Linked DNA regions of Homo sapiens: region 2 is linked to region 1. The links are chromatin contacts, found by Hi-C or POLR2A ChIA-PET in ENCODE. All regions are on one chromosome and are shown on one strand. Each heading gives the region's core, a stretch centred on a gene start or an enhancer-like site at or near the end of the contact. The rest is flanking DNA. Distances are from core to core; before and after follow the strand shown. Region 1 holds the start of ITK (IL2 inducible T cell kinase). Region 2 holds the start of RNF145 (ring finger protein 145).

What was found. A loop is a pair of places that touch in the nucleus more often than their neighbours do. ChIA-PET counts read pairs that join two places held with the same protein, here RNA polymerase II (POLR2A). Pooled maps may share reads with other maps.
Region 2: a loop to region 1 is called in a pooled map, with 5 times the contacts of the local background. The contact joins the promoter of RNF145 here to the promoter of ITK in region 1. A Hi-C loop is called at or near these places in 6 of 50 pooled maps. POLR2A ChIA-PET finds 5 or more read pairs at or near these places in 4 of 52 experiments (activated B cell, activated CD4-positive, alpha-beta T cell and activated naive CD4-positive, alpha-beta T cell).

The regions. Positions count from the first base shown.
Region 1 is chr5:157,179,522-157,182,221 of GRCh38, forward strand. It overlaps ITK (IL2 inducible T cell kinase), which reads left to right and starts at 1,319. Exons shown (of 17, transcript NM_005546.4): 1 at 1,319-1,594. The coding sequence starts at 1,457.
Region 2 is chr5:159,208,179-159,210,878 of GRCh38, forward strand. RNF145 (ring finger protein 145) reads right to left here and starts at 1,375. Exons shown (of 11, transcript NM_001199383.2): 1 at 1,053-1,375. It overlaps LOC107986468 (a long non-coding RNA gene), which reads left to right. Exons shown (of 2, transcript XR_001742943.2): 1 at 1-502; 2 at 1,681-1,974. RefSeq lists enhancers at 1-141, 41-160, 1,748-1,847 and silencers at 1,058-1,247, 1,288-1,577.

The DNA.
Region 1 (2,700 bases), core at 69-2,568:
ACAGATCCCACTAAGGAAATTTCCTAGAAGTTGTGCACACGACTTCTGCTACATTCAGTTGACCAGAAGACAGTCATACAACTACACCTAGCTACAAGGGAGGCTAAAATTTGTAGTCTTTATTCTTGCTGGCCAGATGCCCAGATAACTGTCAGGGATTCTGTTACTCTAGTAAGAAGGAGAGAGTAGCTATTTGGGAATAGTAGCAATCCCTACCTCAAGCCCATACTCAGAAAAAAAAAATACTATCTTGTTTGGGCAGTGTATTTCCACACATATGTCTTAAGAATCTCAGAATGGGGGAGGTAATTTAAAATATACCAGTACCGTACCCTCCTGGGTGTCTTGATTATGCTGGGGCATCCAGTATATGAAATAAAATTAGGCTGTTGTCTGGTAATTTACATTTAAAAATAAACATTGGAGAATTTCACTCCTATACAGCAATAATTATTATTTCATTTATTATTTATCCCTACCCACTACATGCAATATCTGCTTACACTAAAATCTCTTGATTATTAACATAGTAGAGGTAACTGTCACACATTATACTTCAACTATGTACTAACTCTAAGGTGACATGTATGACTAGCACCTACCATTCATAAGATGTATGGGATTCAGTCCTCCAAAGGACCCTCACAAGGAAGCTAAGGATCAGAGAAGTCATGGCTTGCTCAAAGAGAAACAGCATAGTAAGTGACAGAGCTGGGAATCCAACACAAGTTTGTCTGTTTTCAAAGCCCACATATACTTTGTTTATTATGCCATTCTGAAGGATTCACTTATTTTTCACTCTTCCACAAAACGTCAGGACAGAAAGGCAGTCATCTATATGTAGCATTGAGAAATTTCTATGGGCTTTAATTTAAATCTTAAAAACTAATAAACTTCAGCAACATATTTCTTCACTTTAATGTGTGAGGGTTTTGTGCTCATTACCTCTTTTAATTGTCCAACCCAATTTGGTGATGATCCATTCAACAAATTTTTCTTGAACATCTGTTTTATGTGTCAGGTACTGTGATGGTTGCTGAGTATATCATGGTAAGCAAAACCACACATTGTCCTTACTCCTTGTGCTACATGATTTAACTGCTGGATGGATTAAACCAGGAACTATAAAGATTAAACTGTAATCCTTACCACAATTTTGAGTTTACAGTTTTTCAAATATCATTTCAAGCCATTAGCAAAGGCTGTATGTATTTTTTACATATGCCTCCTCGTTTTGTGAATTTTGAAAGGATGTGGTTTCGGCCTTTGACATCAGAGGAGAAGCTCAGCTATGTTGGCTGAACGTTGATAGAAAGATAACGTTGAAGGCAAGTTGCCCTTGAGCAGCTCTCTGAAGATCAACTGCCTCCACATTGCATTCTTTGCCCCAAAACTCTTTCCTTTGGTTGTGCTAAGAGGTGATGCCCAAGGTGCACCACCTTTCAAGAACTGGATCATGAACAACTTTATCCTCCTGGAAGAACAGCTCATCAAGAAATCCCAACAAAAGAGAAGAACTTCTCCCTCGAACTTTAAAGTCCGCTTCTTTGTGTTAACCAAAGCCAGCCTGGCATACTTTGAAGATCGTCATGGGGTATGTGAGCAGTTTCATTTGTCTTTTTTCGCATAGCATTTTATGTTTGGACTGGGCTAATGCAAAAATATATACATAGCATAAAATAGAGCACAGGAAACACAAACATGCTTATTGTAACAACATAAAAAGTACAGTAAAAGTAATCAGAGGAGAATGCAGAGAGCAGTCAAGAGGTGAAATGGTGGTGCTAGGTGATTTCAGTTCTAAAAACTGTAAATTTAACATTCATCAGCTTTTTCCCCCTGCAAGGTTATGTTTGGTTTTTAAATTATGAATAACATTTTAGGTAGCAAGTATTATGATTCGATAAAACTTGAACTTTCTATGAAACATACTAAATTTAATGAAACATACTAAATTTAATGAAACATAGATTAATACAACACTAGCATTCAATGGGATGATCTACCCCAGCTTTCTTATTTTTTAGTGGAAGAAACTGGTGTTTAGAATGGTTAAGTTTTGGGTTCAGTGTTAACGTTTTCATGAATAACTCTGTTTGTCTCAATACTCGTCGCTAGCCTGATCTTGAAATAAGATTTCCCAGGCATTTAATTATCTAAAAGTTGTAAGGCACAATGGCAAACCTCTTCATCTCTTGATAGACTTCTTAGGACACCAGGGTTATTAAGAACAAAGTTTCTGCAGTGCAGACCAGCGGTTCTTACCCAGAAGGAGTATGGCTGCTTTGCTAGGTCAGTCTATCTCTTTATCTAAAAATAGTCTTGTGCTTCTTAACATCACTAATAACAAAAGCAACAGGAATAATCCTAATAATGTAGTTTGGTAGAAAAAGCATTGGACAAAGGGTCAGGAGACCAAACTCTACTTCTCAGTAGGTGATCCAGTCTGGGCAAATGTCTACCTCCTGTTTCAGGTTCTTTCTTCATAAAATGAAAAAACTGGAAATAACAACCTTCAAGATCCCTTTCTTCTTCAAAACTTCTTTGCTTTATGCAGTGGCTCTTGTTTAGCCCTATGCTGCAATTTTTCAAAGCATGTTTGATTTCTTACTGTATGGTTATATTATTTTTACATCATTAGTGGGGTAGGACAAGGATTATCACTTATATTTTACTGAAGGGAAAATAATATTAGGTGCC
Region 2 (2,700 bases), core at 125-2,624, 2.0 Mb after region 1:
CAGCTCGCGGCAAGCAGGCAGCGCAGCAGCAGTAGCAGCAGCAACCGGGCCGCCGCCGCCGCGGGGCTAAGAGATTACGTTCAGCAAAAACTCTTCCAGGAAAGAGGCTCGAGAGCTCCCCTCCTATCTCGCCAAGGGTGCTGACTCTGTCGCGCCACGCCACGTACCAAAAGGCTCGCGAAGAAAAACGCGGGCGAAGTTCAGCATCCCCGAACAGAAAGGGAACTCATTCCAGAAAGGGGGTTCACGGGTCTGAGGGTCCTTGGGTGGGGAAAGCAGTATTGGAGGGAGAAGACAGAAGGGATGGCAAGACAGAGGAAACCACGGGGACAAAAAGGAAGGGATGAGGAGCCCTCTTACTATAAAAGGGACTGACGGACGGGATGCAGAGCAATGGGCCCCCCTCGAAAAATGGACTGGCAGGCCCTTCCGCACCCCCAAACAACCTCGCACCACCTGAAAGCGGGGAGCTTGAGTTTGGGGCTGCGTAGATCAAAGCAGGGTAAGACGAAGGGAAAGAGGGAGGGGAGCTTGGAAGCAAAGTGAACAAAGAGGCAAAAGAGGCAAAGTTGGAAATGGAAACGAGAAAGGGAGCTGGAAAGGGGCCGCTCTGGAAGGGTCTTGAAAAAGGCCTAGAAATGGGATGCTGGGGAGGCAAAGGGGGACAGCCCCGAGGAAGGGCATCTCAGGAATGTAAGGGAGCGCTCCAGGCCCTGGGAAGAGGAAGGGATGGGAGGGCGGGGAGGCAGCCGAGGCCCGGGAGCTGGAACAGAGGGGGCTTTGCGCGGGGCCCAGGAGGGGAGAGCAGGGTCGGAGGGAGGCGACCACCGCGGGAAGAGCTAGAGGATGGGAGGGAGGGGTGCTGCGGCTGAAGAGGGGATGTGGACTCCTCCAATGCTAGGGAGAAGAGGGAGGTGAAGCGAGATAAAAGGAAAGGGGCGAACAGGGAGAAGAGGAAGGAGCCTGCGACGCGATGGGGGAGGGGAGGGAGGCCGTGGGAAGCGGCCGGGGGGCGCGGGGATGGGAAGGGGCCGGGCGGGCGGCGTGGTCACCTCAGGCTGCGGACTCCCTCCCTGGGGAGCGGCGCTGCCGGCGGGCGGGCTCCGCAACTCCCCGGCTCTCTCGCCCGCCCTCCCGTTCTCCTCGGGCGGCGGCGGGGGCCGGTACGGCACGGCTCACAGCGGCGGCTCTTCTGCGCCGAGCCTCGGATGTTGCTTCTGGGGAGGCGGAGGCAGCGGCAGCGGCAGCGGCCCGGCCCGTACGGTCACCATCGTCCGCGGCAGCAGGCGCTCGCGGGCCGAGCCCCTTAGCAGCCGGCGCCGGCGTCGGCGGCCATGGCCTCCTGCGTTTGCTCCTCCCGCCCCCGGCGCTCTGCGGCGGCCGCGGCCCGACTTCCGCACTCTGCGCCTGCGCGCGGCCCAGCCAGCGCGGCGCGCCCCTCCCGCGCGCGCCCGCGCTCACTCACAATCGCGCCCGCGGAGTGCTTTCCGCACCGCCTCCGGTGCGTGGGCGGGAGACATAAGCCTAGCCAAGCCCATACAGCCCGGCTCGGGTGGCTATGGAGAGGCGTACTGCAGAGACACCTGGACGCGCACTGTGACAGGCGCCATTCTGACACACGTGCTCTCTCACTCCCAAACACCACGGGCCGCAAGCGCTCACACCCACACTCACCTGCAGGGACCACGTGGGAGAATTTGAAGGGCTGATCCTGTCCCGGTGCATTCGCAGTAGCAATGATGCGAGAATTCGTTTTAACCTCGTCACTGACTGGACTAGACTGTAAACTCCTTGGCGTCTGGGATGGCTCAGCCGTGCCCAGCACCAAGTGCAGGCACTCAAACCCCTGTGGAGTAAGTGACTGGATGAATGAATGCATTGGAACTGTTCACTGAGTATCTGTAACAATTTTGATCCCATGGTTTGGTACAAAGAATTTTATTGCAGTATGAAATTAAATGGTGTTTGTGTGTTTGTCTTGTCTTGGTCTAAGGTTCAAAACAGGCTAATGTATGTTTTCCCCTCCCCAACGTAGAGGAGTTCCACTTTGTCTCTGTGCCAGTCTCTATCACAGAATGCGCAATCCTACCCTAATTTAAATGTCCACACCTTTTAGGGCAGGAACTGTTGCCCAGAATACATAGCCTGAAGCATATTGTGTGTTTACACAACGATAGTCTTCTGGGCTTGGCAAGACTTCTCATTCCCCATTTGTCTGCCACTCTGCCTCACCACGACCTTCTGCAACCCCCACTTCTATCTCCCCTGCCTTCCACCATCACCAAAACCCCTCCACTGTTTCTTGCTTTCTCTTTCGTTAGTTCCTGGGGAGCCAGTTGCTATGAGCACCTAGCCTGGCCTTAGATGTTGAAAGGGCCAGTGTACACAGAAGATACACACCCAGTGATGGGTAAGATGTTGCAACTATACTGGGTCATGCTGAAATTGTGAAGCCTCAACTTCTTCATGTGCAAGAGAAATTAATGTACTGTAATCTCGATGTCTGTGTTGAGGACCCTCCTTGTAAATTCAAGTCTCTGGCCTCTGCCCTTTGAATGGTAAACCCCCAATTCTGAACACTCTTGTATCCTGCTGAAATTGTGAAAGCAAGCTCTGTATTTAGAAAATGCAATCCCTGGAGGTATCAGTCAACCAAACTCTGAGTAACTTGCCTTCCATTAGTTTGATAGCTCTGTAGGA